2 separate regions of the Homo sapiens genome follow, and region 1 is linked to region 2. A link is a loop called in an ENCODE intact Hi-C map of the cell type or tissue named here. Cell type or tissue: stomach. All regions are shown on one strand. Each heading gives the region's core, and the rest is flanking DNA. Links, peaks and the distances in the headings are about the cores only. Region 1 overlaps FGR (FGR proto-oncogene, Src family tyrosine kinase). Region 2 holds the start of GPR3 (G protein-coupled receptor 3).

Region 1 (15,472 bases), core at 4,983-12,982, 210 kb before region 2:
CACCTACTGTGTGCCAGGCATTTTACACTCCCCTTCTCTGTAACCCTCCCAGCCAGGATGTGAAGCAGGTGTACCAGCCCCATTTTACACATGGGGAAAATGGAGTCTTGGCTTGTGAGGTGACTGTGCAGGAGGCTGAGGTGAGGTTTGAGCAGAGCGTACCTGACTCTTGCCTGCCTTTCCCAACAGGTGGTACTTTGGAAAGATTGGGAGAAAGGATGCAGAGAGGCAGCTGCTTTCACCAGGCAACCCCCAGGGGGCCTTTCTCATTCGGGAAAGCGAGACCACCAAAGGTAGGGGTGGTGCCACGCCCCAAGGCGACTGGGAGGCCCAGCCATTGGGGTAGGGCTAGGAGCGGTAGGCTGCTTGGGTTAAGGCCAAGACTGGGACCAGGTCCTAGGGATGCTGCTGTCGGGCCTCTCCCAGCTCCCAGACTAGGGCAGAGGAGAACAGCAGATCAAAAGTGATCCTCTCCACAGGTGCCTACTCCCTGTCCATCCGGGACTGGGATCAGACCAGAGGCGATCATGTGAAGCATTACAAGATCCGCAAACTGGACATGGGCGGCTACTACATCACCACACGGGTTCAGTTCAACTCGGTGCAGGAGCTGGTGCAGCACTACATGGGTGAGGGCAGGGGCCTCAGATCCCTGAACCAACCAACTGAAGCATTGTCCAGATGGGGGAACTGAGGCCCAGAGAAGGGAAGGGACTACCAAGCAGTATTGGCCAGACGGAAACCAGAACCCAAGGATGGGGTCTGCCAGCCCAGGATCCAGCTCTGTGAGCTTCTGGAGGAAAGCAGTCCTTCACCAAGCAGCACCCCCTAATGACTGAGCAAGGCATTGGCCAGTTTCTTGCCTCAAGGCCTCAATTTGTGGAAACTTGATGGAGTGTTTGTGCCGCCTGAATGCCCCACCAAGGCACCAGGACTGCCCTGTGGGCAGACAGGGAGCCATCATCACAGGGCCCTGAGCAGGGGGTGACAGAGGCTGGTCTCACTTTTGTGAGAAACTCTGGCTGCTGGTGGAGCTTGGATGCCAGGGGCCAAGGCAGAGTGAGGGGTCCATTAGAAGGCAGTGGCTGTTGTCCAGGTGAGAGGTGGTGGAGGCCAGACTAAATCGGTGGCAGTGGAGTAAAGATGAAGCAGACGATTCTGAAGCTGGGTAGGAGGCAGAATAGGCCTGACTTGGTGGAGAATTGGCTGTGGGGGTGAAGGGAAGGCAGGAGTCAATGCCCACGTTTCTGCCTTGATTGGTTATGCCAAGGATGAGGTCCACGGAAGACCGTGGGCCTCATGTCCACACCTTTGCCTGGAATCCCAACCCCATTTCCACCTGTGAGAATCCCACCTTATCCTTCAAGGCCCAGCTGGAGGCTACCTCCTATGGGAGGCCCCCAGTCCTTACAGAAGGCTTACAGGGATCATCTCTCCCTCTGGGTGCCACCCCCTTCCTTGGGCACCAACATGTTCCCCTATTTAGTGGATCGGGTTGCCTTTCTTCCTGGCCTGTGACCTCACTTGGGGCCTAGTTCCTTATAACTGATCTTAGGGTCTGGCACCAGGCTGGGATAGGATAAGGAGTGGAGGGGGGTGTCCTGGCCCACCTGTGACTCTACTTCATGACCCCTCCCCTAGAGGTGAATGACGGGCTGTGCAACCTGCTCATCGCGCCCTGCACCATCATGAAGCCGCAGACGCTGGGCCTGGCCAAGGACGCCTGGGAGATCAGCCGCAGCTCCATCACGCTGGAGCGCCGGCTGGGCACCGGCTGCTTCGGGGATGTGTGGCTGGGTACGGAGCTCCCGGGGGCCGGGACGAGGGCCTGGGCTCGGGGGAGAGGGTCCTGACAAGACAGCCTCCGAGCAGGCACGTGGAACGGCAGCACTAAGGTGGCGGTGAAGACGCTGAAGCCGGGCACCATGTCCCCGAAGGCCTTCCTGGAGGAGGCGCAGGTCATGAAGCTGCTGCGGCACGACAAGCTGGTGCAGCTGTACGCCGTGGTGTCGGAGGAGCCCATCTACATCGTGACCGAGTTCATGTGTCACGGTCAGGAGGCGGAGCCTGGTCGGGCGGGATTCGGGGTGAAGTTAAGAGGGGAGTTTTCAGGCGTGGGACCTGGGACGCGATCTGTGAGGGACAAGGGACAATGGGCAGAGTCCCACTAAGGGACCAGGTGTGTAAAACGACTGGAGGGCTGAGGTGGGAGCCGGGCCGAGTGAGACCACTAGGGAGCTGGGGAGGGGGGCGGTGCCTCCGGTGTTAGGCGGGTAGGGCTTGGGCTAACGAAGGCAGAATCGGGAATGAGGGAGGGTCTGGGGCGGAGTCTGGGTGGGTCGTGTCCGGAACACCAAGGAACAGAAGAAACGAGATGTGGGCAGAGTCCGTGTCTGGCAGCAGGGCCAGGACGAGACAAGTGAGGGGTTGAGGCACCCGCGGGGTCCTAAGTGAGGGGCGGGTCCAGGTGGGAGGGGCTGAGGGGCGGGGTCAAGCGAGAGGAGGAGGGGCTGGGGCCCGGGGTAGGGCTTTGCCGCTGACTTTCTGGCTTCTTCCCAGGCAGCTTGCTGGATTTTCTCAAGAACCCAGAGGGCCAGGATTTGAGGCTGCCCCAATTGGTGGACATGGCAGCCCAGGTAACTGGGCCAGCAGCCTTTACCTCCCGGACCTCCCACCTATTAACTGTTCACAAATTCTCTGTCCCTTCAAACGCCTGGGAGGGCGGCCCCGCCCCCTGCATCAGCTGTGCCTCCAGCTGTGCCTGAGAGGTACTGCCTCTCTTTCTGGGCCTCAGTCTCCCCCTCTGGAAAGTGGGTTTTTCAAATGGTCCCTCACCCCTCAAACAGGCCACGGTGTTGTGAGTCCACATGAGCTCCCATCTCTCCACACTATGGTCCCCCAGGTAGCTGAGGGCATGGCCTACATGGAACGCATGAACTACATTCACCGCGACCTGAGGGCAGCCAACATCCTGGTTGGGGAGCGGCTGGCGTGCAAGATCGCAGACTTTGGCTTGGCGCGTCTCATCAAGGACGATGAGTACAACCCCTGCCAAGGTGCCCTGCTTCACCCCACCTTCCAAGAGCTCCCCATGCAACAAGGGACTTCCATGGGGCCCCACGCACTCAGGAACCCTTCCTCACTCCAGGTCGCCCGAGTCGCCCCATCCTGATGTAGTATGAGAGGCAATTCTGGGCTCAAATCCCAGGTCGGCCACTTACCAGCCATGTGGCCTTGGGCAAGTCACCTAACCTCTGGGAGCTGCCGTTTCTCTTCTGTAAAGTGACAATATTCAGATAACAGGAAGTCAGCAGATGTTTACCAGGCACCTGCTATGTGACAGGCACAGCTATAATTCTTGAATGAAAGACAATGGCGTGTAACAGTGGGAATTCTGTAGCCAGAATGCCTGAGTATGAATCCCAGCCAGGTATTAACTCTGTGATCTGGGCAAGTTACCTAACTACTCAGTGTCTCCGTTTCCTCGTCTGTAAAATGAGTCTCTATCTCATGGGGGTTTTGGGAGGGTTAAATGAGTTAATGCATGCATATCACTTAAAACAGTGTCTGGCACACAGGAAAGGCTAGCCAAGTATTGGCCGTTATTAGGATAAGAATTATTGCGATTTTTGGAAAGTGCCCATCACTATACTAGACACATAGTAGGTGTTGACTAGATACCATGTCCTTTCTACTATGCCCAGAGACCCTTGTGCTCAGGATCCCCGAAATCCTCATCCCTAGAGTCCCCATTCTCTCTCTGTCTCTTTTTTTTTTTTTTTTTTTTTTTTGAGATGGAGTCTCACTGTCACCCAGGCTGAAGTGCAGTGGTGCGATCTCAGGTTATTGAAGCCTCCCAGGTTCAAGCAATTCTCCTGCCGCAGCCTCCCTAGTAGCTGGGATTACAGGCACCCGCCACCATGCCCGGCTAATTTTTGTATTTTTAGTAGAGACAGGGTTTCGCCATGTTGGCCAGGCTGGTCTCAAACTCCTGACCTCAAGTGATCCGCCTGCCTTGGCCTCCCAAAGTGCTGGGATTACAGACGTGAGCCACTGCGCCCAGACCCCATTCTCTTAATCCAGCTGTTTCCAGGGACCCCCTCACTAACTTTCCCTGCTCCCCCATCTTCTCCAGGTTCCAAGTTCCCCATCAAGTGGACAGCCCCAGAAGCTGCCCTCTTTGGCAGATTCACCATCAAGTCAGACGTGTGGTCCTTTGGGATCCTGCTCACTGAGCTCATCACCAAGGGCCGAATCCCCTACCCAGGTTTGCCTCGCCAGGGGTAGGGCTGGGGTGGGGGATGGTCACGGGGAAGGGCTTCCACCTGGCTGTCCCTTTGACTGACAGAGACCCATCCTTCAGGCATGAATAAACGGGAAGTGTTGGAACAGGTGGAGCAGGGCTACCACATGCCGTGCCCTCCAGGCTGCCCAGCATCCCTGTACGAGGCCATGGAACAGACCTGGCGTCTGGACCCGGAGGAGAGGCCTACCTTCGAGTACCTGCAGTCCTTCCTGGAGGACTACTTCACCTCCGCTGAACCACAGTACCAGCCCGGGGATCAGACATAGCCTGTCCGGGCATCAACCCTCTCTGGCGGTGGCCACCAGTCCTTGCCAATCCCCAGAGCTGTTCTTCCAAAGCCCCCAGGCTGGCTTAGAACCCCATAGAGTCCTAGCATCACCGAGGACGTGGCTGCTCTGACACCACCTAGGGCAACCTACTTGTTTTACAGATGGGGCAAAAGGAGGCCCAGAGCTGATCTCTCATCCGCTCTGGCCCCAAGCACTATTTCTTCCTTTTCCACTTAGGCCCCTACATGCCTGTAGCCTTTCTCACTCCATCCCCACCCAAAGTGCTCAGACCTTGTCTAGTTATTTATAAAACTGTATGTACCTCCCTCACTTCTCTCCTATCACTGCTTTCCTACTCTCCTTTTATCTCACTCTAGTCCAGGTGCCAAGAATTTCCCTTCTACCCTCTATTCTCTTGTGTCTGTAAGTTACAAAGTCAGGAAAAGTCTTGGCTGGACCCCTTTCCTGCTGGGTGGATGCAGTGGTCCAGGACTGGGGTCTGGGCCCAGGTTTGAGGGAGAAGGTTGCAGAGCACTTCCCACCTCTCTGAATAGTGTGTATGTGTTGGTTTATTGATTCTGTAAATAAGTAAAATGACAATATGAATCCTCAAACCATGAAATACCCTTGAACCTTCCTTTGGGAGCGGGGGTGGTCAATAGGGGGTGAACGGACAGATATGGCTACAGGCAGCAGCAGGGGAAGCTGGAGAGGGCCCTAATGCCTACCAAGCACGGGGCATCCAAGGTGTGGAGTTTTAGAACACCCAGAGTCCCACTGCTCATCTGCACGTGAGTTTAGAAGACAAGCAGCTGAAGATACATTAAAATGTCCCCTTCGTTGCTGATATGGCCTTCAATCTGTGTATAATAGGTTTGCTAATTCTTTATCTGAGTTCATCAGATTTGCCATTCATCACAGGCGCAATGGGACAACCTTAGGCCTCCTTTGCCAGGGCAGGGAGGAAGACCACAGTGGACCCTCTGGAGCTGTCAGACTCTCCAAAAGAGGACAGAAGAGAGGGGAGGAGAGAGAAGAGGCCTGAGGGTTAGTCTAACTCACTGGATCTCATTAGGGGAGTTTTGCCCCCAGGGGAGCTTTTGGAGAGGTTTGAAGGCAGTTTGATTTGTTTGGATCCTACAGGTAGGGTTCAGGGATGCTGAACAATCTGCAGTGCACCTGCGCGATGATGAATCTTCCCACTCCCTCGTTCCCCTGAGAGAAACTCTGGAAGCTGACATGCCTCCGTGTGGAAACAAGGGGAGCAGGGAATAAAGATTCCCACCTCTCCCATCAGAAAATGTTTGTTGACCATCTGACTTACTAAGGGAATGGACAGAGAAGGAATCTGGGAGCTGGGAATCACTGCAGCAATTGGCAAATCATTACTGAGCATTGACTCTGCAAAGCATTGACTCTTTGCTAAGGAGGACCCTGGGAACACAAACATGAATAAGACCTGTCCCTGCCCTGGAGGAGGAGTTCATAGTCAAGCAGAGGAGGAAAATTATAATAATAATAACTCACTTATTAAGTGTCTTCTGAATGTCAGATGTATTTACAGCCATCTTTTCAATTTAATCCAGTACTGAGCCTGGTTCTGTGATTAGCCCCATTTGTAGGTGAGAAAACTGAGGCTCAGGGGTTACATGATGTACCAAGAGCATGCAGTGTATGTGACAGAGCTAGGATTTGAACCTAGATCTTACACCAAAGCTCATGGTCTTTTCACTAGACTTCATTGCCTCTAGGCTTTGGGAAGAGAGCCTCTGTGGAGTGTGTGTGTGTGCGTGTGTGTGTGTGTGTGTGTGTGTGTGTGATCCTTCCTCCTCTAGTTATTGGTAGAAAGATTCCCTGGAAATCCTCCTATGCTGGGTGACCTAAAGGAAAGAAAGATAAGGCAATCAATGCAGATTGAGAATTCCCTGTGTCCTGCCCTGTGCTGGGGGTTGCTGAATGAGAGCAGTAAGATGGAGAGAAGCCAAATGGCTGCTCAGAGGGGTTGTCATAGGGGTGGGAGCCTTAGCTCCACAGAAAAAGTCTCAGGGGCCAAGGCTTCCCAAGGGCCACAGTTTCTGGCTGACCAAACTCACAAGAGCCTGATGTATAAGCCAGAGGCCAGTGATTCTGCCTGCCATGAAATAAGCAGAGAAGAGCACGGCTCTGGAGCTGTAGTGCCTGGTGTGAATCCTGCCTCCACCACTCACTAGCTGTGTGGTTTAGTGCAAGTTTTTCACCTCTCGAAGCCTCAATTTCCTCATCTGTGAAATAGTAATCAAATGATCAATACATGTGAGCTCTCTCTGTCACTACCATTTGCAAATTGTTGACTGTGTGCCAGGCATCCTGCTAAGTGCATGCATGCTGCGATTTTATCCTCGCAGATCCCTATGAGGAGGAGTTTGTTGTATCTTCATGTTGCTAATGAGGAAACTGAGGCACAGTGAAGTGAATCAGCAGGACAGAAGTGGCAGAGCAGGGGCTTACACCAAGTCTTCTGACTCCAAAATCAGTGCTCTCAGTCTCCACAGCCTTTTTCTGGGACCAGAATATTCTTGTCTGCCCTACAGGGCTCTGTCTGGTACCAGGATGCCCGTTTGGTTTCAATGAAAGCCCAGCAGGGCAGTGAACCACCTGGAGTTCACCAGGGCCCTCGCTGCTCCTCAGTAGAGACCAGAGCCTCCTGAGCCTGGAATCCCTGTGTCTACTGGTGCCTTCCTTGTCTCTCCCTCTGAAACAGCTAGATGAATTCTCCCTTGCACCCCGTTTTCTGTGCAGCCTTCTGTTCCCTTCAGATAGAGCACAATGCAATTGATTAGGCTTCTGCTTTCTCAATTTCAATCACATCCTCGCCCTGCCTCCCTGAGATTACAGGCGGGTCACCTTGATTGCGGTTTGCACCGTTCACAAAACTCTTCAGTCGTTTACAAAACCATCTCTCGCCTCATTCACTCCCCCACCTGGCTCTTCTCCTCCGTGATGCGTGGATTTTACTGGTTTAAGACTCAGAGGGCAATTTTATTTCCAAGTTCATGGTGGGGGAGGAGGACACCTAATTGACTAATGCGGGTATTTTGCATGCATCATCTAATTTGATCTTCACCACAAGGCAGCGCAGATGTGTGATTATCCCCATTTTACAAAAGAGGAAACAAGACTCTGAGAGGCTACAACACTGGCTCAAGGTCATACAGGTGGATGGTACAGCCAGGATTTGAACTCAAAGTCTCATGTGTTCCCCGGGTCACATTTCTTTATTTGAAGGAGCAGCATGGGAAAGTGTCATATTGACCCAGAGTCAGGTCCAGGAAGGGCCTGGTGCACGTAGGGCTCAGGGGTAGCTCCCTACATGCTGAGGATTGTACTCGTAAAAGAACTAAGTCATTTATTAATTTCACACACATCTACTGATGTCTCCTGTAGGCTGGTCCTGTCTAGGAGGCAAAACAGTAAACAATGACAACACTTAGGGGCAAGGTCAGTCTGGGAGCCAAGTCTGGGGGATTTCTTGGAGTCTGTGAAATAAAAGTCTGCCTGATGAAGCAGCCAGAGGGTGAGGTCATCTCCAGCAGAGGGAACAGCATGTGCAAAGGCCCAGACGTATGGTAGAGTAAGGCCCATTCAGGCCAGGCAAGTGCCAATAATTAGGCATGGGAGGGCTGAGGGTGCAGATGAGGCATGGAAGACGAGGGATGGAGAGTCAGAGGCAAGAAGTAGGAGGGGGAAAGCCAAGGGGTATGGGCTCTGAGTTGTGGGGAAAAGAAAGAAGAAATCTGGGGGACCCAGGACTTATTGTGGGGAATGGAGTCTACTCTGGATCCCACTGCTCCGGGACTGAGCTGAGTGGATCCTCTCTCCACTCCACCAGGTACAGTATCGAAGACACACACACACACACACACACACACACACACACACACACACCCCAGGTACAGTATCGAAGACACACACACACACACATACCCCAGGTACAGTATTGAAGACACACACACACACACACACACACACCCCAGGTACAGTATCGAAGACACACACACACACACACACACACACACACACACACACACACGAGCCTGGATGGTCCTGCAGTGATGTTCACACTCTCTCTAGTGGTGACTCTGAGTACTACATCCAAAACTGCAAGAAACTTTCCCCCCTCCCGGGATGGGAGAACCAGGTCTCTTCAGAAACTTCCCACCACAGGACAGGAGATATGGCACAGTTCCTGCTCTCAAAGAGGTCACAGTTTAATGGTGATGGGTGCTAACAGGACAGATGCGGGCAGAAAATGACAATAAAGCTATGTGGGAGAACAGGGGAGAGTCCTAACTCAACTGGGCAGGGGGAAGTCTGGGAGGCTTCTCAGAGGAGGTGTTGATTCATCAGAAACAAGAGTAAGAGTTTGCTTGGTAAAGAAAGAAGCAACAGAAGGACATTCCAGACTGGACAGAATTAAGTGAGCTCAAAGGCAAGAAATGAGACTGCTCAGGGAGTTACAATTAGGTAGGTGTGCTAGGAATGTGAAATTTCAGAGGGGTTAGTGGCTAAAGATGAAGATGGCAAAGGCAGGCATGGGTCTTGTCTACCATGCACTCAAGCTGGGATCCTAAGCCTTGGACAATGGGGAGCCACTGAAGGGTTTTGAGCAGGTCAGATTCACTTTTTTTTTTTTTTTTAGACGGAGTCTCACTGTTGCCCAGGCTGGAGTGCAGTGGTGCCATCTCAGCTCACTGCAACCTCTGCCTCCCGGGTTCAAGTGATTCTCCTGCCTCAGCCTCCCAAGTAGCTGGGACTACAGGCGGGAGCCACCACGCCTGGCTTATTTTTGTATTTTTAGTAGACACGGGGTTTTGCCATATTGGCCAGGGTTATCTCGAACTCCTGACCTCAAGTGATCCGCCCGCCTCGGCCTCCCAAACTGCTGGGATTACAGGCATGAGCCACTGCGCCCAGCCAGATTCACTTTCAGAAGGAACTCTTTGGTGACAATGGAGAGGAAAGATAGGAGGCGAAGAGGCAGGAGACGGACACCCCTCTGGGACACAAAGAACCATACCAGGTCACACTCATAGGACACACAGCTTTGACCGCGCCTATGAACCAGACATAGCGATACAAGTAATGGCACCTACAGACGTGTCAGTGGGATCCCAGGCTGAGCACCCACAGACAAACATGCACTGCTTCACACTCAGACACAGAAGTCAGGCCTGCAAGCGAAAGCAAACCGAGGACACAGGGTTACCCCCCAGACACAGGCGCACAGCGGGAATCACACAACCCTGACGGCCACAGGAATTCACACACACTCAGTGTGGCTGTCAAGGGCCCGACCCTGCTCCCCCTCTGTCTCCCCCAGGTCCCTCACCACCTCCGGCAGGAACAAAGCTGACCTTTGCCCTCTGGCCTCTGGCCTCTCCTCCCACACCCCCTGCCCCAGAGGGAGGAGCTGTTTGAAGTCTGGGCTGCAGCTGGGGTTTCCTGTGGCCTAGAGGAATGTGGGAGGACTTGCACGGGGGAGGGGAAAGGGGCTGGCCCAGGAGGAGGGCTAACAGAGCCTGGGGGCCTTAGTCCCCACTGTACCACAATGAGGGAGGCTTCCTGCTTGCGTGGTCTCTTGGGCTCCAGCTTTGAGCTGTTCCCATCCAAAGAAGGGGAAAACCAGGGCCATAATGGCTCCAGTCCAATGGGCCTCTTGTTCCTGGATCTGCAGCTCAATAGCTTAGGATAGGCCCGCAACCTCTCTAAGCCTCCGTCTCCCCTTCTGCATACTGGGCTGAACCACCCTCTAGCAGTCCACACCTCTCCTGAGCAGCCCCAGGAGTAGGGCCACCCCCAGAACTTCCATATTCAGGGAGGGCCGTGCTAGTCCCTACCCAAGACTCACTTCATCCTGCCCTTTCCATGAGGTCTGGGGGCCTGGCTCCAGGCTGCTGGGACCTGTCAGTTATTGTCATTATTAGTGTGACTCATCATCTCTCTCACCATGCCCTTGCCAGTTTTCACAGTGCTTTTACATCTATATGCTCAGTTAATCTTCTCAACAGCTCTGCTTCTATTTTACACATGGGAAAACTGAGACTCACACAGATTGAGGACACACAAGTAAAATCAAGATCAGGACCAGGCCTGTCTAGCTCCTGCTCCACATGGCCTCTCAAACCCAAGGCCCCATTCCAGACTCTCATCTTTATTTTCCAGGGTCTAGCTACACCACCTTCTGCTTACACCGAAACAAAAGCGGCTGGAGGGAGCTGAGCCCAGAGAGGGATGATGCAGGCTCTTCCAGAACCTGTGTCCTCTGCCTCAAGCCTTCTTTCCCTCCTGCTCGCTGACAACTGCTGAAGCAGAAACGAAGATTAGACACTAGGTGGCAGCAGCAGCCCACGGGAAGACAACTTGAGTTTGGGGAGACCACCCCCCGCCAAACTCAACACAATTTGGAGAGGCTCCACGAAAAAGACCAGCCCCCAAATAACAGGGAGACTCTGCAATGCTTGGTTTCCAGTGATGATCAACACTTTAAGGGCCAATGGAATTCACCCTCACAGGGGAAGGGGACCGCTGAAGTAGCCTGGGGTGGGAGGGGCATGCTCGAGAAACCCTACCTAACTTCTATTTCCCTCTAACTCATAGAGCCATGGGCCCTACTAATCTTGCCCTCTGCATCTCATTACTTAACCTCCCCCTCCCATGCTTTTCCCAAACTCCCCTTCATCTCAACCTACTGGGGCTCTCCACACCCCAGAAACCATCCTATATTATCCCACCCAACTCCCTCCTAAAACTTGATTCAAACTGAGTAGAGTCTTCATGACTACAGGCAGAATCTAATGGGTAATGGGGGAAGGGAGAGAAAGGAGGAGGAACCTGGGTCTCTTTCACCCTCCCCAACGCCGAAGTCTGTCTGTCCTATAGGGGGCCAGCTAGGGCAAGGTGCCAAAGCCTCATCTATTTGGGATCACTTCAGGCCCAGGCTTTGGAGCTGCAGAATCTCTAATGACTTTAGCCACTACTTTTATGAGCATCTGACCTTATATTTCCCATTCAATGAATAAATCTTTGAACCCAAGTCCTAACTTGTCTGCAAGGAGAAGCTGCTCCAAGATGAGGGCCTCTCCAGTCGGTCATGGCAGCCCCATGATGCCAAATCAATAGTGTCCCGTTTAGAGCCCTAGACCTCTCCTATTACTGCTGCACACACCCTCTGCCAAGGGCCAATAGAGAGTGTTCCCCAGATCCCCTCTCTTGTCCTCTGGGGGTACTGGACTGCCATAGAGAAGGAGCTTGGAAGGAGTGAAGGTGTGGGGAAGATAGTGACCAGGGAGTTGCGGTTGGCAAAATGTCACCAGCTGCCTTTGTCACACACTGGCCAACACCCTGCAAGGCCAAAGGAAGAGTCAGAAACAGGTAGGCCAGAGACAAAGGCACTGCTCTAGGAACTTCAGACCTGGAGCAAGATAGACAAGGCCAGCAGACACAGGGTGTGGAACATCAGACACACAGATGAGGTGGTCCAGTGAGGTGGGACCGCCGCAGGGCCAGTCAGGGCCGGCGTTGGTAGACACCTAGGACACAGGACACGACAGCCACTATGCATTATTCATCTCCGTGTCCCTTGCAAGCCCTGCATACCTCAGTTAACATTTGTTGAAGTGCCAAGAAAGGACACACAGACACAGGGAGAGAAGGTCAGTTACAGAAATGGAGGGAGTCACAACTCCTTGTCATAGCCCAGGGGTTAAGCTTGTGGGGTTTGGAGTTAGTCAGACCCTGGTTCAAATCCAGCTGGGTTCAGCCACTTGCTAACTGGAGAACCTGGACCTCAGTGCCCCCATCTCTAAAATGGAAATAACAGCACTATTTTACCGCAGCAGTTCAGCCATCTCCGGGGGCGGTAACAAGGCCCCCAAGCAGCGCACATTCCCATCTGTGGGATAGGCTAGGCAGGGGCTGGAGAACACATGTGACCTGAAGAGGAGGTAGGTGAAAGTGCTGAGCCCAGCCCCCGGCCGCGGCAGGAGGTCAGCACCGTTCAATCTGAATCCTGCTTCCTGACACAACGCAAATGCTCAGCAGAATTCGGAAAAGGGTGTGTGTGTTCTATCTGCGGATTATCCAGGACTTTTGAGCCCTCGCCGCCCTTGGACATATAGGAAAGCTGGGAGTTGCAAGGGCGAAACCGAGGTCGGAGTTTGAGAGGAGGGGTCACTGAGTGAGGAAGCAGCGCTGGCTGGGTCTCCCCCGCTCCCCCGCCCCAGCAGCCCTCCCGCCATATATACTTGAGCTTTACTCAATAAGAAACCTTTTCAGAAAAGGATAACGTCCCCAGATTGAGAGAGCCGGTCCTCTCCTCTGCCCTCTCCCCCTCCCATTTAATTGGGACGCCCCAGAAAGTCGCAGCCCCTTTGGCTAATCCCCTGGTTCCCTATTCCACTCCCATTCCACTCTCAGACCCCGCCCCTTCACTCCCACCCGCAACCTCCGCTCGATCCAGAGCCCCCCGGTGGAGACAAGGAACACAGGGACCATTCTTAACCCTTGGGGAGGATCTTCGCCCGTTGGTAAACGAGGACGCGCTCCAGCCAGACGAGCCCCAGGCGCGGGGTCCCCGGGGCTCCTGGCCGCGCCGTCGGAGCAGCCGGCGCGGCCCCGCCCTCCCCGCGCGCGGAGCGGCCGGGGCGGGGACTACAAGTCCCGGCGTGCCGCGCGCGCGCTCCCCCCTGGGGTTCCGGATGGTGAGCGGCGAAGGTAAGGCGAGCTCGCAGAGGCAGCGGCGGCGGCGGCGGAGACGGAGAGAGGCAGGCAGGCAGGGCGAGGGCGAGAGACGGAGGGAGGGAGCGAGCGAGGCGGACCAGACAGACAGACAGGCGGGCGGGCGGGCAGAGCGAGCCACCCGCCAGGCTGCGCTCAGCCCCGCTCGCAGCGGAGAGAGCAGAAGGCAGGAGGAGGGAGGGGAGGAGGGGGAGGGAGGGAGAGAGGGAATCCAGCTACCACCACCCAAAGCCAGCGTCTGCTTTCTGTCCTCATTTCCTTTTCCCACCCAGCTTGGAGAGCAGAGAAAGGCAGAGAGAGCGAGAAATAGAGACAGTCTGAGAGACAGACAGACAGCCAGAGAGAGCGGGAGGGAGGAGGGCGGAGGAGGAGGAGCAGGAGGACTACGCGGGGCGCGTTCCCTCCCAGGTTTGCTATTGGGGGGGGTGGGGGCGGGGGTGTCCAGGGCTGGGAGAGTGTGTGCGCGGCGGGAGGGCGAGGGGGGCGCAGAGAGAGCGAAGGAGTGATCGAGGTGGGGGGGCGCCGCGGGAGCGGGGGGCCGTGTCCAGCGGAGTTAGCGGCGGAGAATGTGAGCCGAGGCGCGAGCCATGCTGTCAGCGACGGCGGGCGGCTCAGGGCTCCTCCACGACTCCTCTCCTCAGCAGCCGGGCGCCCGCGTCGCTGCCACCGCCGGAAGACAGACGTCCCCCAAAACCCCTCGCCTGGCTCGGACCCACGGAGCCGGCAGCCCAGCACTCCGGTGAGTGGCGCCTCCTCCCCAGCCCCAGACCCCCGCTGGGGACCGGCCGGCCAGGCTCTTTTGTGCAGCGCACGGGGGGGGCCTGCGTCCCCCGGTCCGGTCCGCTGGACCCGGTGGCTGCGGTGCCCGCGGTGCGATCGGTCTTTGTTTCCACCGGGGCCCGCGGCTCGGCTGGGCTCGGCTCGAAGCCTGGCAGGCAGCGCCGGGAAGGGGGAGGGGGAGGTGGACGGGGAGGGGGGGCGGGGAGGGGGGGTTCTCGGGTTTCCTGGCCGCCCCGCGGCTCCCCCGGCTCGGGGGCGAGGTGCGCGCCCAGCGCTGCCGCGCGCCCCCTCCTCCTTCCCCCTCCCTCCGCCTTTGGATTTAAAACTGCAATTTGCTCTCCAGCTTGCTGAGAATGTGGGGGGGGGGGGAATGAAGGGGGGACCGTGGGAGCGGAGAACAAGGCTGGATTTTAGGATCGGCGCTGGGAAAAGGGGAGACTGCGGAGGGAGGAGCCCCTCCCCTCCAACCCCCAAATCCCTAGGATCCACTGGCTCTCGGGGAGTTGAGGGGCGGGGACCTAATGACCCGGAGGGGGTGTGGGGCGGAGGAGGGATTTGGGGGCGGCTAGGGCTGGAGGGGTTGGGCCGCGTGCCCGGTTACCTGGCGAACAAAGTCGGCTCACTTTTGCATAAATAAATAAATAATCGCCTATCAATGCGTTTCCTCTGGGGCTCTGATTGAATCGGCCCCCTCTTCCCCAGGGGGTGGGGTGCTGAGTGACAGCTGTCAGCCCCCTAGGCAGGGAGCTGGGGTGAATTGCTGAATCTCTGCTCGCTGCTTGAGGGCGCCTTCCCCTGCTGGGTCTGGGTCCCCGGGCAGAGCCAGAGGGGCAGGGGGCTGGCTCTGAGTCTAGGAAATAACCTTGTTTCCTGTTCTACAGGAAAAGGGACAGCAACCCAGAGTTTGGGGGCTGGGGATGAGGACTGATGGGAGCTTGGGGGGGTTCCCCAGCAGCCTGACCCCCCAGCCTCCTGCCAGGCGAAGGGGCCAGCTGAGGGAGGAAGGATGTGGGCCTTGCTGGCCGGAGGCGGGAGCTGGGGCTGTCCCTGAGGCGGGCAGCGGGCACAGAGCGGGAGGAGGGAGAGAAGCGGGGGCGGGAATTCTCTACCGCAGACCCTGGGGGCCAGGGCCAGATGTGGAGGGGTGGGGAGTCTCCCCTCCCTCCCAGCTTGGGGGCCCTGGGGCTGGGCTGGGAGGGGCTGAGCCTGGTGCCCTCGGTTCTGCACCAGTGCCTGACTGGCAGGGCCAGCTGAATTTGGGCCCAGGCGTCACCCTGGGAGGCAGGGCCGGACTGTACCAGCCTGGTCCCTGAGCACAAGGAGGGACCCTTGGGGGGCCTGT
Region 2 (15,472 bases), core at 2,170-10,169:
ATGACAGGGAGAGTGGTTAATATTTGGGGCAAGGGGTCCTGCCTAGCTGCCTTCCCTGCCTTTACCTAAGAAGCTGTCCGTGCATGTCCACGGTATGCACACACGAGCTCACACTGCACACATCATTAAAAAGGAGCAGACTTCCTGGCTGAGAAGTCAGAGGTCAGATCTAGCTCCCACCTTGGGCCTCAGCTTCCTCACCTATTCAACAAAGAGTTGACTGTGATGATGTATGTAGCCCCTCCACTCTGGCGTTGCACCATCTTGGGAACTGATGCCGCTCCCAGAGTGTGTGTCTTGGAAGGATTACAAATACAACGCCTTTTGTTCTATTTTATAGATGAGGAAACAAGATACAGAGAGCCACAGCAACTTGCCTGAAGTCACACAGCAAGCTAGCAGCAGACATGGAAATAGAAACTTTTTTTCCAATGCCCTAGACTGCCTACAAGAGAGCAGAACACCTTGTGGGCTTGAGCCACAGCCAAGGAGACTGAAACTGCAAGGGAAGCCAGAATCTCTGGCCTTTTGTGTTGGAACCATGACAGGGTCCATGTGGCTGCCTGAAGGCTTAGGGGGAGTCCAGAGGAGGTCCCAGGACCTCTCCCCAGGAGGCTGGGGAGAGACAGGTTGGAACTTGAGTGGGTTCCATCACTCCCTATCCCCACCAGTAGACTGAGCAAACCTCAAGCTTTTATGTAAAGCCAGAGGCTAGCTAAAGAGGGTTCTCCCTAGCGTGCGGCCATTTGGTAGCTTGTTCATCAGGGCATATACACGCATGTGAGCGGTGTGCATGGATGGATGTGCATGCATATCTGGACTCCACATGTATAAATCATAATGTGGATAGTAGTTGGATGTTGGTGCATGCCTGCAAGCACACTTAGAACCTTCATGGGCATGTGTAATGTGTAAGTGTATGTGTTTGTGAGCCCATATACATGCAACTGCATTCGTGTGTTTGGATGTACATATATAAATGATGTCTGCATATCTGGCGGGTGACTATGAACATATGAAATTTTGCTTGCATGCATACTTGGTACATTTATGAGTGTACTTGGGTCTGTGCAGATGTTCACCTGTTAGTGTGCCAAGTGGGGTGGAATATGTCTGCACACATGGCTGGTGAGTGTGTGTAAATGTGCATGCAGGGCTGGCTTCAGGTGACTGTGTAGATAATGAATCATAGGAGTGCCCTCCCAAGAGAGTATGAAGCCAGTGTTCTGCCCAGCCCTGGAATAGGGGGTGCACTACCTGGCTCCAGCCAGTCACAATGCAGGGCTTGCAGTACCCCCACCCTCACCCTCAACATGCACAGTATTCCCTAGACCCATCCTGCTTGGCCAATTTGCAGCCTCTTGCTCCCAGCTCCTGAGAAGGCCTGCAGCAAAGTCAAGGGGCTGGTGGCCAATTAGCGAGGGGGTTAATCATGGATCGGAGGCCCCCCGGGGGGCGGGAAGCTGAAGGCAGGCATTGGGGTTGGCAGGGCCATGAGCTGCCTGTGATGACGCAAGGAGAGAGGGAAGACAAGGAGCGGAGGTTGAGCCAGCCCGTTGGTTCTGGAAACCGAGGGTCAGCCTGTAAATTCAGGATTGCTGAGCACTGCCAGCAGCGGGGAACATTTGCAAGTGTGTGTACGCTGTGTGTGAAAGGGCGTGCACATGCATTCATTCAAGTCCTTGAATCTGGTGCTGCATGCAAATGTGTATACATGACTATGGACATTATATGCAGTGCGGTTTTGTGTATATGTGGCTGTGCTAATGGGTTTAGGTATGCATACATGGTTGTTGTGCCTGTGTACACACACACAAGGGTGTGTACATGTGTGCAAGGGCATGTACATTGAAGTGTGTGCTTCAGCACTAAATATGCACAGAAAGTTGACATGGTCAGTGTACACATGTGCAGTGATGTATCTGTGTGCACAAGTGTGTGTGTGCTAGTGTGCAGGTGCATCTGGGTATACCTACATACATGTCTGCCTGTGTGTGTGTTCTCAGAACAGCCAGGTGCCTATACATGTGTGCCTGCATGTGACATGAGTGTGTGTCTGTGCACGCAGGTCTCAGCATGGAAGGAGCTGGGGGATGCGGGACTGGCGGTCTCCAGGCTCCAGGAGGGAATCTGACAGCCGAGCCTTGCCGCAGCCCCCAGCCCCGGGAGCCTGTTTTCCAGCCTGCGGAAGCTGTGAGCCCGTGAACTCATCTTATATTAATAGCTACTGTCTCCTCACTTATTGCAAGGAGAGGCGGACATGGCCCCGGCAGGGGCTTAGCACTCAGGGCTGCCCCCACACACCCACATAGGACCAAGGGAGGCGGGGAGGAGAGATGGGCTCCAGCCCCATCCCAGGGCCTACCCCAGCAGGAAGGTGGGGCTCTTGGCCCTAGCCTTGCCTCCCCCAATTCAGGGGGCCACGTCACCAGCTGACCTTCCTGGACCCCTGTAGTTGGGAGGGATCAGGCATGGGGGTTGGAAAGCTGTCAGAGGCAGAGAGGCTGGGAGGTGTGGCTACCCCTCCCCAATTACACACAAGCAAATGCGCGGGCGCGCGCGCACACACACACACACAAAGCATGCGGTGCTGAGCAGCTCCAGGCTGTGGGCACCAGAGGACTCTGAGGCTTGAAGGAGACACAGGAGGCCTCAGTCTGAGTGGGGAAGACACAGTCCTACCCTCAGGGATCCTCAATCTGAGGCAAAAGACATGACCCTGTTCTCAAGAGGCCCCCAGCCTAAGGGAGGAGACAGCTCTGCTCTCAGAAGTTCCCAGCCTGAGGGGAGAGACATGACTTTGTATTCAGGAGCCCCTAGTTCTGAGGAGAGAGAAAGATCTGCCTTCAGGAGCCTTCGGTTTGAGCAGACAGACATCCCTTCTCTCAGGAACCCTCAACTGGAGGAAGGACACACAGCCCTGTCTTCATTCTGAGGAGGGAGGGAAGACTTCTCTACAAATATTTACTCAGGGGAGGTGTAGTAAGGCATATTGTATGGATCACATTCTCACAGCTACAAAAGGGCTCAGGCAGGGAGGCTTCCTGGAGGAAGCATGGAGTGGAGGTACTGGGAAGAAGTGCTAAGCTGATCTGCAGAATCCTGGGAGGAGGGAAAAGCCAGCCAGCCCCACCACACACACAGGAACCAACCTGAGGGACAGATTCAAACACCCCTCAAGGTAGGCCCAGGACCCAAAGCAGAGACCCCAGATCCAGTCTGCCAGAAACACCTCAGCTCCAGCCCACAGCCACCCCCAGAGAGACAGAGGAAGCCCCTCAGTGCAGGGGCCCGACACAGGCCCTCCCAGACACAAGGATGGCGGCAGGTCCCTTCTTGGGCCCTGGAGCTGGAAGCTGGGCTGGGGAAGCAAAGGGCTGAGACTCACCCAGGGTAGGACGGGCACCTGGCCTCTCTCCTCTGGACCTTGGTGGGGCTCCTCAGGAGCATGATGGTGGAGGCAGCAACAAGGCCCTGCCCTGTGCTGTGCCTCCAGAGGTCTGGGTTTAACCTGGAGACCCCCTGCTTTCCCCCAGCCTGGGGATTTACCCCAGTTTCCTTGCTTGATGTTTCTGGGTTGTTCCTGAAACACGCTCCCTCATCCAGGAAAGAAAGAGATTTAGAGTCAAATGGGCCTGGGTTCAAATCCCAGCTCAACTCCTTACCAACCCTCTGACTTTGGACCAATCCAATGTCACCTCTCAGGGAGGCTTTTCCTGGGCACCCTAATTTAAAAATTACTCACACCCTCCCCATCCTTCTTCCCCTGCTCTTTCTCTGAGGACTTACCACTGTGTAATATTACATTTTGGGAAAAACTTTGTATTACTATTTCCCCCAGCTAGAATTTAAGCTGTCCACAAGGACAGCAGTGAATGAATGAAGGCCCATTACTCTTGGAGCCTCAACTTCTTCTTTTGTAAAATGGGGAGGAGCAATGGTACCCATTTGACAAAGCCACGGTGATGGTATGGAATGTTTGGCGTGGGGGAGGGGCCTGCTGAGTAGGGACTTTTCCCAGGGACCTGTCAGGAGGGTGGGGATAGAATAAAGCTTGGCCTGACCTGGTGCGGCCTCCCTGCTTTGTGCCTGGGCCTATTGGCATGACGACTCTCCTCAGACTACTGGGAGGGATTTTTTTGGTTGGGGGGTGGGGACGGAATCTCACTCTGTTGCCCAGGCTGGAGTGCAATGGCGCGATCTTGGCTCACAGCTCACTGCAACCTCTGCCTCCCGGGCTCAAGCGATTCTCCTGACTCAGCCTCCCAAGTAGCTGGGATTATAGGCTCCACATCCGGCTAATTTTTTGTATTTTTAGTAGAGACAGGGTTTCATCATGTTGACCAGGCTGGTCTCGAACTCCTGACTCAGGTGATCTGCCCGCCTCGGCCTCCCAAAGTGCTGGGATTACGGGCGTAAGCCACCACACCTGGCCAAGGGAGGGATCTTTACACCAGACAAAAGGGCTCTAACTCTGCCAGGGAAATGGAGAAAGGCCTGTGTCCTAGCCTGGCACAGCTGTGCGAGTTTGAGCAAATGGTTGCTCCTCTTTGGGCCTCGGGCTCCTGTCTGTATGTGGAGGGGTGAGCCAGAAATGCTCCAAGAGCCCCACCTCCAAGCTTTGCCCAAAAATAAGGCTTGGGAAGCTGGGAGGCTTGGCCAATCAAAGCTTCCTCTTCAGCCACACCCCAAACCTGCTGCTGCCCTGGCCTGATAGACACATTCTTTCTGGGGTCAGCTTCCTCTCCTCAAGTACCCAAACTCTGGGTCCTGCACACATATGTCCCCAAAGGCACACACTGATAGTCACTCACCTTTGCGTAGAAAAGCTCTTCTGACTCCAAAATGACCAGACCCCCTCCGACCACTTCCCAAATGTGGCCCTAAAAATGAACCCCAAAATAAATCAGGGTCCAGCTGGGTGCGGTGGCTCACGCCTGTAATCCCAGCACTTTGGGAGGCTGAGGCGGACGGATCACCTGAGGTCGGGAGTTCGAGACCAGCCTGGCCAGCATGGTGAAACCCCAGTCTCTACTAAAAATACAAAAATTAGCCAGGCGTGGTGGCAGGTGCCTGTAATCCCAGCTACTTGGGAAGCTGAGGCAGGAGAATCGCTTGAACCCAGGAGGCGGAGGTTGCAGTGAGCCGAGACCACGCTATTGCACTCCAGTCTGGGCAACAGAGCAAGACTCTGTCTCAAAAAAAAAAAAAAAAAAAAATCAGGGTCCAGAATGTCCTAAGCTCCAGGCTTGGGAAGGAAGGAAATCACTCACTACACAGCACAGATTCTGGAAACAGATGTTCCTGGCTCTACCATTTTTTAGCTGTATGGCCTTGGGCCAGCTGCTGTCCCTCACTCAGCCTCAGCTCCCTCGTTTGTAAAATGGAGAAGACACTACCGGTGCCATGGGATGCTTATTAGGCATAAGCGAGGTAGCATGTGTGCCAGACACACAGTAGGCACCCATGATTAGAAGGACCTATTATTGGCCAGACGCGTTGGCTCACGCCTGTAATCCCAGCACTTTGGGAGGCTGAGACGGGTGGATCACGAGGTCAGGAGATCGAGACCATCCTGGCTTACACAGTGAAACCCCGTCTCTACTAAAAATACAAAAAAAATTAGCCGGGCGTGATGGTGGGCGCCTGTAGTCCCAGCTACTCGGGAGGCTGAGGCAGGAGAATGGCGTGAACCCGGGAGGTGGAGCTTGCAGTGAGCCGAGATCACGCCACTGCACTCCAGCCTGGGGGACAGAGCGAGACTCTGTCTCAAAAAAAAAAAAAAAAAAAAAAAAAGTAGGACCTATTATTATTAAGGAAACTGACATGCTTTGAGCATATTCATCATGTCTAAGCCCCACAGTGGCCGGTGTGGGCAGGATGTGAGCATCCTTGACCCAGGAAGAGCCAAGCACCCAGGTTCCTGTCACCAGGAGGAGGTAAGGTCCTTGCCAGTCAGTGCCCAGGTCTGAGCAGAGGGGCACTGACATCTGAGAAGGAGTCACCTGCCAGCCACCCTCCACCCTCTGTCCAGCTCCCCAGATCCCCCAACAGGCCCCCCAGGCCTGGCTTGACCCTCTCATTCCAGGCCATCCCCCATCAGGCCCCACTCCATACCCTCCACACACACATAGGGAAACATATTTATGACAAAATCATTTTTTATTGAGTTGGGTTGGAGACGGGAACAGGGAATGCACTGGGGGCCATACCCCGGTTGGCAGAGGGGTGGGGTGTTGGCTCGTGCCCCCCCTCCTTTAGGGCACCGCAGGGTGAGGCTTGGCCCCCAGGCCATGGCTGTGGCCCTGGACGCCAGGCTGGAGTGGAGCTGGGGTTGCATTCTGGTCCCAGCTGCCTGGCCGGGCTGCAGTTTTCCCCAAATGGCCACCAGAGGGCAGTCGGACCCCAGCGCAGAGGAATTTTTGGTTGCTCAGGTGATGGCTTCTTAAAAAAATAAAAAACCAGAGGCTGGTGTGTTCCCCTTCCAAACCCGAGGAGGGCAGGCCTGGGGAGAAGGCTCTGGTTTCTATGATCTCTTCGATAAAAAATAATCCAAAATAATAACAAAATACGTGGTTTCTCTTTCACCCTTTCCCCCCTCCAGGAACTGAGGTCAGAAATGGGGGTGAAGGGACAAGGGATACCCTGGTATGGCCTGGATATCAAGGTGTGGGCCTCTTTTTTGCCCCTTACCACCCATAAGTAAATTTATAAATAAATAAATCAATCATAAATAGACACTGTCTTTGTATATGTGCATATATAATCTTTCTCTCTCCTATTTAGGCAACTATGTGACTAATCTCTCTGACTCTTTAGCTCAGAAATTCAAACATAAAGTGACATGGTCAAGGTCAAGTTTGGGGGAAGAGGGACATCTGGGACTTGGAATGGCACTGTAAAACTCCCAGCATTCTGGAATTGCAACCCAGCTGGGCTGTGAGACATTTCTGAGTAGAACACTGACCACCTGAACATTCTGGAACCGTGGAGCCAGCTGGGCCCCCATAGGGATCTGAACAGAACCTTGAAACACCCAATGTCCTAGAACTCCAGAACCAGCTGGGTCTGGGGGGTGTGGAGCTGGGGGTTTGGAAAGAAGCCCTGGAGAGCCTAACATTCTGGAATTCTGTAGTAATCAGGGTTGAAGGGTCATGAAGACTCAGCTAGACATCACTGGGGGAGCGGGATCGGAAGGGGATCTTGGAAGAGGAACAGCAGCAGCAGACAGCCCACAGCACTTTCTGCACATCCTGGTTGCGGAAGGCGTAGATGATAGGGTTGATCATGGAGTTGTAGGTGGCAGGGAGCAAGGTAAGATAGGTGTAGAGAGGTGGAGAGTGGGCATCACCCAGCAGGCAGTAGACAGTGAAGGGCAACCAGCAGGCGGCAAAGGCTCCAAGCACCACGGCCAGTGTGGCAATGCCCTTGCGGGTGGCCACATAGTGGGAGGCAGGCAGCAGGTGCCGCTGAAGGGCAATCTGCTGGGCATGGCGGCAGACGATGCGGCAGATTTGGGCGTAGAGCTGCAGCATGATGCCAAACACCATGAAGAAGGCAATGGCCAGAACTACCAGATGGTTCTTGGAGAGTGGATAAACCACGCCACATGTGGTCAGGCCATCCAGGCAGTTCCAGGCCAGCACAGGCAGCAGCCCCAGGCCCAGGGCACCTCCCCACACTAAGGCCAGCATCACATAGGTCCGTGTCACTGTTGTCTCTGAATAGTAGGTGAGGGCATTGTACAGAGAAAGGTAGCGGTCGACAGTGATGGCCAGTAGACTGCCGATGCTGGCGGTAAAGGCCATTGCCAGCACGCCAACCAGCACCAGGCTCATCTCCGCTGAGCCGATGCAGAAGACAGCAGCAAAGTGCAGGACCAGGCCCAGGCCTGCCAGCAGGTCTGCCACGGCCAGGCTGCCCACCAGCAGGAACATGGGGGCACGGAAGGCAGGAGTGCCCACGATGATGGCCACCACTAGCGCATTCTCGCAGGACACCAGGGTGCCTGAGATGCAGAGCACCACATCCCAGGCCTTAGGCGAGGGCAGTGGTGCGGCTGGACCTGTGGGCCCCTCTGCTGGGCCCACGCTGCTTACATTCACGTTGCCTGAGCCAGCTGAGAGCCAGGCCAGAGGGCTGCCTGCACCCCACATCATGGTACCTGCAGGAGAAAGGCCTTGTGAGAAGCTGACCAAGCTGGGTGATGGGAGTTGGGGTCTGGAGGGGGTGAGGTGCTTCTCAGGATACGTGGTGGGAGTCTCTCCTCAGGATACCTGATAGGGTCCCAATGCCTTATCCCCACATTCATGCCCTGGGGCTCTTCCCAGGATACCGCTGTCCCCTCCAATGCCCCCAGGCCTCTAAACAGGGGTCTCTTCCTGGGGATCCCTGTCCTAGGTCCTGCAGGTCTCTTTTTCCCACGTGTGTGACCAGAGGAGAGACAGAAGAAGGGGTACTATAAGTGGAAGAGGGCCATAGGATCCAGGGGATGCCCCCGAAGGCTCAAGATTGGGGTAGGGAAACATCTACCCCATCAGGGAGACTGAGCAGCTCCGCTCCCTCCCATCAGAGATGATGATGCTAGCTCGTGCCTGAGGCTCCCAGACCCCTCACGATTTTCAGTACTGCCAGCCTTAGACTCCGCCCCCAGGGAATGCGCGTGAAGCTCCCGCCAGCCATCACCCCGCACTCCCGCGGTAACACCTGGGAACTCAGCCCCCCACCCCCCACCCTCCCAGACTTCTGTTCCTGGCTGGACCCTTCTTTCCGCCTGAATCTCTAGGTCTCTGGGCAGACCCCCCTGCTGGAAGACTGGATCCCTGAGTCAGATGCCTCCTTCTGCCCGGACACCTGGATTTTGGGCCTGACTCTGCCTCCTGCCTGGATACCTGGATTCCTAAATTGGACACCTCCTGCTGTTCGGACCCCTGGGTCCCTGCCCCAGACGCCTCCTGCCGGCTTAACCTCAGATGACCATCAGTCCCTCCAGGGCCTCGGGTCCCTGCAGGAATGCTTACCCTTCGCCGGGTCATCCAACTCAACCCCAGCACTCGAGCACTTGGGCCCAAGCCTGCTAACCCAGAATCGCCTAAACCCAGAATTCCCACCTCGAACTCGAACCCCGGCCGGCCACTAGGAGCCTTCCGCCGGCCCAGTGCCCCAGCATCCTGCGTGCCCTTCAGGACCCCTGGTGCCCGCGGCGGGGCCCGCTACTCACCGCTCAGGACCAGGCGCGGCCGGGCCGCGGGGAGGCTCCGCTCGGGTCCTGGCGGCGCAGGGCGTGCGTGGACCCCGAGAAGCCCCCGCGGCCGCGGGAGAAGCGGCGTGAGTCACCCCGCCCCGCCCCCGGCCACCGGTTCGGTGACGTCAGCGGTCCGATCAGCCAATGGGCGCGGCGCGCTGGGGCGCAGCGCGCGTTGCGCGGCATAGTAATAAGGCCTCGCACCGCCCGCTCCCCCATTCATAAAAAGCGACCGTGGCTGCGGCCCCGCCCCCTCCCGAGTCCGCCCGCGCTGTCCTTGACGCGGCGCCCTCTGCGGGCCGGGGGTTTCAGAGGCGCCGGTGCGAGAGCCTTGAAGTCTCAGAGAGGCTGCAGGGAACGTGGTGGAAGAGTGGAAAGGGGGCCCGGCTAGGCTGTGGGGTGATGGGACCCTTGGGTGGCAGAGAGGCTGACGAGATCCAGGTGACGAAGGAAGAGCTTGTGATGGGGCTGGTTGGGCTTCCCTGGTGAGAATGACAGGGTTTCCAAGATGATGGGGCCCTGAGGTGACGATGACAGGGAGCACGAGGGAGCGGGGAGGTGGGTGGCAGTGACGACATTAGCATGGTGACAGAATCTTGGGGTGGGGGGTGATGGCCGTGGGACGCTAACGGTAGAGGGGAAGCCCTCAGGGCAACCATGGCAGTGTCAGGGTGACTATGCAGCAGGGGGGAGTTCAGGGACCCCGGGATGGCAGAGGCAGCGGCCTGGGAACATGGAGTGTCCAGGTGACTTCAGGTCACCATTACCCTGTCAGAATGGCTGGGGTACTGAAGCGACAATGCTAAGCCATGAGGACTGTGGGGCCCTGGAACGAAGATAGCAGGTGGCTGTGGTGAGTGGGCTCCAGGGTGAGGGGCACAGGGTAGAGGGTCTGGACTGACAGTGACCAGGCAGGTAAGTTGCTGCCAGGGCAAGTCCCGTGATGCCGGGGCTGGGATAAGAGCTGGGTGACGTCACTCATGTCAGCCCAATAGCGCCCTCACAGCACCGGAGGGGTGGGCCTGGCAAGATTTCAAAACCTGAATTATTTATTCCAGTATCTAGAAAGCCAGCGTGGAGGGGGTGAGGGGTGCACTTCCCTGAAGCAGGAGGAGATGGGGAGCCGGGAAGAACTTGGAAGCAGAAAGCCTGGCAGCTCAGTCCTCAGGGCAGGCCCCTCTCAGCCTCCTATTTTAGGCATCCTGATGGGTGGAGCAAGGAGAAAGAGCTCCCTCTTCCCCAACGCCATCTGCCCTTAGTCCAGGGGAACCACTCTGGGCAGACTTCTCCAGATGTGACAGATGTGGCCAGTCCTGCGGCAGGGGGACTGGCTGCTCCTTCTCCCTGTGTCTCTTGCCTTGATGCTCCCTGGAATCATGCAGGCCTGTGGGAGGGGAAGATGAGGTTAAGAGGCCTGAGGATCCCAGGCCCCACTGGACACCCCCATCACAGCACCATCACTGCAGCCCCCATGGTCAGCCTCCACCAGGCAGGTTTTGGGTTTGAGTGTGAGGCAGCAGAAGGTCAAGTGGCAGGGAACATGGGAGGAGGAGGGGGTCGGAGCTGGAGAAGAGGATTCATTTCAGGTTGGATGTGGTGAGTTTAGGGGGCTTAGGGGGTGGAAGTGTCCAATCTCAGTTTCTCCATTTCCTAGCTGGGTGACTTTGGAGAGTTTCTTCAGCTCTCTGTGCCTATTTCCTCATCTAAAACACAGGGATAATATTAGTACCGGCCTCATGGGGTTGTTGAGTGGGTTCTACTTGCCATTGGCCATCAATGTTACAGCTGGATAATGAGGGACACCTGGGAGGTGTAGGCATGCAGGTGGCAACTGATGTTTTAGGGGTAAATAATGTCACCCAGGGGCGGGAGCAGAGAGTGAGGAGTGGCTTCAGGGGCTCCTCCTCCTGGGCTCTTGCACCTGACCCCTCTGACAACAACCCTTCTCTTCATCCAGGTCTCTGCTCCCGAATTACTTCTGAAACAGGCTGCTCTGAACTCTCAGATCGCCACTGGCCTCCCCATCACTCTCCCTCCCCTTCTCTTGATTTATTCATTTTTGGAGGATGAAGCACTCTTGAAATTATAAATGAATTCATGTTTGTTTGTTTTACTACATGTCAGCCCCACTAGAATCTAAGCTCCAAGAGGATACTGACTATGTCCCATTTCTGCTAGAGAACAGTGCCTGATATGTAATGGGTATTGAAGAAATAATCATGGACTGGATGATTGACCTAAAAGGGAACAACCAGAGGAAAAAAGGAAAACAGAGAGAATAGTAATATGCCTGGTGCCCAGGAAGGTGGGGGTGTCAGAGAGAGGATCCAAGGGCATCAGGGCCCCAAGACTCAGGGTCAGGGATCCATTTACTCCCCCATCAGAGCTGGGTCCCTACAGAGTTCTGGTCTCTGCGATGGGTGAAGGCTGCTGGGAGGTTGGCATCAAAGGGGGGTATCAGGGACTATCTTCTACTACTCTGAATGGCAATTATATATTTTTTAAGTTTTCGTAGCTTATTGATCCTCTGGTGAAAAATCTTCACCATTGCTGCAGATAAAGCCATTCCTGTTTGCCAGCACCAGCACCACACTCTTGTGACTCCCTGGCTGTCGTCATTCTGTTCTTGAGTTCCTTTAGCTGTTTTCTTGAGGTCTTTTTCTTTTATGTCTTGCAAGTCTGTGTTTGGATTAATTTTTCTTTGCATAATCCAAGGAATCATAAATCATAACCAAGCCAGTTGTCTTAACACCACCAAAATGGGTTCTGTCTTTTTTTTTCGTTTGTTTGTTTTTTGAGACAGGATCTCAGTCTGTCACCCAGGCTGGAGTGTAGTGGTGCAATCAATGCTCACTGTAGCCTCAACCTCTTGGACTCAAGCAATCCTCCCATCTCAGCCTCCACAGTAACTGGGATTACAAGCACGTGTCACCACGCCTGGCTAAGGCGTGTAATTTTTGTAGAGACAGGGTTTCGCCACATTGCCCAGGCTGGTCTTGAACTCGTAGGTTCAAGTGATCTGCCCACCTTGGCCTCCCAAAGTGCTGGGATTACAGGCATGAGCCACTGTGCCCAGCCCAAAATGGGTTCTAAATACAAAGATGAAATCCAGAGTGGTCTTCTACTTTTTGACTAGTTTTCTGTCTTAGGTATTGTTGTCTTCCCAGGGTGAAGGACACGGAAGACCATCATTTCCACTGAAGTATTGGTCATGAACTTCCTGATCCTGATAGTTATCCTGTTGTTTGCAAGGGAAGTTGATCCTAAGGCAGCCAGAGAGGAAAAGAGAGTGCAGTGACATTTCTTTTCTTTCCTTTTTTTTTTTTTTCCGAGACAGTTTTATTCTTGTTGCCCAGGCTGGAGTGCAGTGGTGCAATCTCGGCTCACTGAAACCTCTGCCTCCTGGGTTCAAGCGATTCTCCTGCCTCAGCCTCCCAAGTAGCTGGGATTACAGGTGCCCGCCACCATGCCCAGCTTTTTTTTTTTTTTTTTTTTTTGTATTTTTAGTAGAGACAGGGTTTTACCATATTGGTCAGGATGGTCTTGAACTCCTGACCTCAGGTGATCCACCCTGCTCAGCCTCCCAAAGTGCTGGGATTACAGGTATGAACCACCGCACCCGGCATGCAGTGACATTTCTAACCCCGAGAAACCCAGGAGAGCCAAGAGACTAAAGGGGGGCTATGGGTTTTCACGTGAACCTCATGTGCTCTCCCTCACGCACCAAAAGTGCTCATACCAATCAGGTCTCCATTCCCCGCATACTTGCTCTCTAAAGGAAGAGATAGTTCCTTCTCTCCTATTCTCCTCATGCCCTCTGTCCCTACCTCCTTGACACCTCCTCCAACCCTTCCCACCTACCAGGTGCCCAGCCAGAGCCCAAGGCTTACAACAACCTGCAAAAGTGAGGGACCATGTCTCCATTTCTTGGGTGAAGCCCAGGAAAGCCAAGGGACTTGCCCCAAATCACATAGTAAATGGCAGAGCTGGGATCTGAAGCCAGGTCCATCTGTCACCAAGTCCAGTGTGCCTTCCATTCTGGCCTAGATGTCACCTTCTTCCCAGAAGGGGCTGAGGCTAAAGTTTGACTAGGGCTGACAATACCTGCAGTTCTCCAGGTGGCCACCAGATGGCTGTGAGGACTCACTTCCAGGTGAGACTTTTATCCTTGCCTCTTCTGTCTTCACCAGTTGGAGAAATCCCTTGGGGAGGGAGGAATTGGCGGGGAGGGGGTGTTCGTGCGTGTGTGCTTGTGTGTGTGTGTGTGTGTCAGTCATAGATAATCCCCACACCTGAGTCCCTTGTCTAAGACCCAAGGGTCTAGGCATCATCAGTGCCCATATTCTTAGCATAGACCCATTCATTCAGCCATTATTTACTGGCAGTTCCCCTGGGCTTAGGGTTTGTTCAGTGGGTGCTAGGGACAGAAAGATGATCTGGCCAAATTCCTGCCTTTTCAACAGTCAATAGACACATTTATTGAGCATCTTCTATTTCCCGGGTACAGAGAATACAGCAGTGAACAAAAATCCCTGCCATCTTCAATGAGCTTCAGTTTTATTAATTAATTTATTTAGTTAGTTATTTTGAGACATAGTCTTGCTCTGTTGCCCAGGCTGGAGTGCAGTGGTGCAATCTCAGCTCACTGCAACCTCCGCCTCCCGGGTTCAAGCGATTCTCCTGCCTCAGCCTCCCGAGTAGCTGGGACTACAGATGCATGCCACCACGCCTGGCTAATTTTTGTATTTTTTAGTAAAGACAGGGTTTCACCATGTTGGCCAGGCTGGTCTCGAACTCCTGGCCTTAGGTGACCTGCCCACCTCGGCCTCCCAAAGTGCTGGGATTACAGGCATGAGCCACTGTGCCAGGCCAAGCTTCAGTTTTAATCTGGAGGGATGGACAATCTACAAATAGATCCTTAAAATCTATTCAAGTAGGGAGCTCTTGGGGGCCTCACAGACCAGTGGGACAAACATGTACACAGATGGTCACAACATGGCATAGTAAGTAAGGTTACTTAATAAACATCTGGCTGGGCATGGTGGCTCACGCCCATAATTCCTGCACTTTGGGAGGCCGAGGTGGGTGGATCACCTGAGGTCAGGCGTTCGAGACCAGCCTGGCCAACGTGATGAAATCCTGTCTCTACCACAAATGCAAAAAATTAGCCAGGCATAGTGGCAGGCACCTGTAATCCCAGCTACTCAGGAGGCTGAGGCAGGAGAATCACTTGAATCTGGGAGGCGGAGGTTGCAGTGAGCCGAGATCACCACTGCACTCCAGTCTGGGCAGCAAGAGCGAAACTCCGTCTCAACAAACAAACAAACAAAAACCCCAACATCTATTCAGCCCTTACTGTGTGCAAGGAGTTCACTAAGGAGGGAAGATCAACATGGTTCCTGCCTTCATGAAGCTTACAGCCTAGGAAACAAATGAGTAATTAATTATACATTAGCTACCTGCTCTGAAGAAAAGAGCAGCTGTTGGGATGTAGGATCACCAGGTGGCCTCTTTTAGGGAGGGAGGTCATGGAACAAGTCACGTGAAGAGAGAACAGGAGTCTTAAGGAGAGGACACGACAAGTGTAAAGTCCCCAAGAAGAGAAAGCATTGATGGGTGTGAGGACCAGAGAGAGGAGGCTAGTGTGTCTGCAGCTAAATCAGCAAAGGGGAGAGGGAGGAGAGGCGAGGTGGGCAGAGGCAAGATCATGTGAGACAGAAGGGAGCTCTTGGGGGCTTACAGACCGGTGGGACAGACAAACATGTACACAGATTGTCACAACATGGTACAGTAAGGTTACTTAATAAACATCTGGCTGGGCACAGCGGCTCATGCCTGTAATTCCTGCACTTTGGGAGGCCAAGACGGGTGGATCACCTGAGGTCAGGAGTTCGAGACCAGCCTGGTCAATATGATGAAACCCCGTCTCTATTAAAAATACAAAAAATTAGCCAGGTGTGGCAGCGGGCGCCTGAAATCCCAGATCAGTGAGACAGACGCCATTGGTGGGAGGGAAGTGTTATGATCTGAACTGACACGTTATCAAAGGGTCACTCTGACTGCTGAGTGCAGAACAGACTGGAATGGGGAGCAGGAGCCCCACTAGAAGGCCACTGCAGTCATTCAGGCAAGAGATGGGGAGGGCTCTGAAGTGGAAAAAGCAGATGGATTTAGATCTCTAGCTAAGTGCTGCAGCAGCTCAGCCTCATTCTGTGACAGTCACAGAAG

What was found. Peaks named below come from ENCODE experiments on the same cell type or tissue, not always from the same donor. Only the 100,000 strongest peaks of a DNase experiment are listed, where the experiment ranks them.
Region 1: it touches region 2 in a loop (4-fold over the local background); 97 of 110 quality-filtered maps call a loop at or near these places.

Annotation. Positions count from the first base shown.
Region 1 is chr1:27,602,014-27,617,485 of GRCh38, reverse strand. FGR (FGR proto-oncogene, Src family tyrosine kinase) reads left to right here. Exons shown (of 13, transcript NM_005248.3): 6 at 190-293; 7 at 480-629; 8 at 1,642-1,797; 9 at 1,873-2,052; 10 at 2,560-2,636; 11 at 2,903-3,056; 12 at 4,136-4,267; 13 at 4,364-5,422. The coding sequence ends at 4,572. It overlaps AHDC1 (AT-hook DNA binding motif containing 1), which reads left to right and starts at 13,342. Exons shown (of 9, transcript NM_001371928.1): 1 at 13,342-13,380; 2 at 13,623-13,758; 3 at 13,992-14,089. RefSeq lists enhancers at 2,441-2,988, 3,926-4,426, 10,034-10,882, 10,774-11,068, 14,651-14,700 and 1 more and silencers at 12,998-13,537, 14,088-14,167. In stomach, for the core only: CTCF peaks have their summits at 8,496, 8,695 and 10,932 (motif pointing right); DNase peaks (open chromatin) are centred at 8,665, 10,105 and 10,955; H3K4me3 peaks cover 271 bases; H3K27ac peaks cover 2,238 bases.
Region 2 is chr1:27,386,486-27,401,957 of GRCh38, reverse strand. It overlaps GPR3 (G protein-coupled receptor 3), which reads right to left and starts at 9,336. Exons shown (of 2, transcript NM_005281.4): 1 at 9,221-9,336; 2 at 6,144-8,164. The coding sequence starts at 8,159. The coding sequence ends at 7,167. RefSeq lists enhancers at 1,859-2,811, 6,948-7,745, 8,574-9,109, 9,647-10,183, 10,184-10,720 and a silencer at 9,133-9,632. In stomach, for the core only: CTCF peaks have their summits at 6,369 (motif pointing right) and 9,573 (motif pointing left); DNase peaks (open chromatin) are centred at 2,537, 6,397 and 9,437; H3K4me3 peaks cover 1,343 bases; H3K27ac peaks cover 1,820 bases.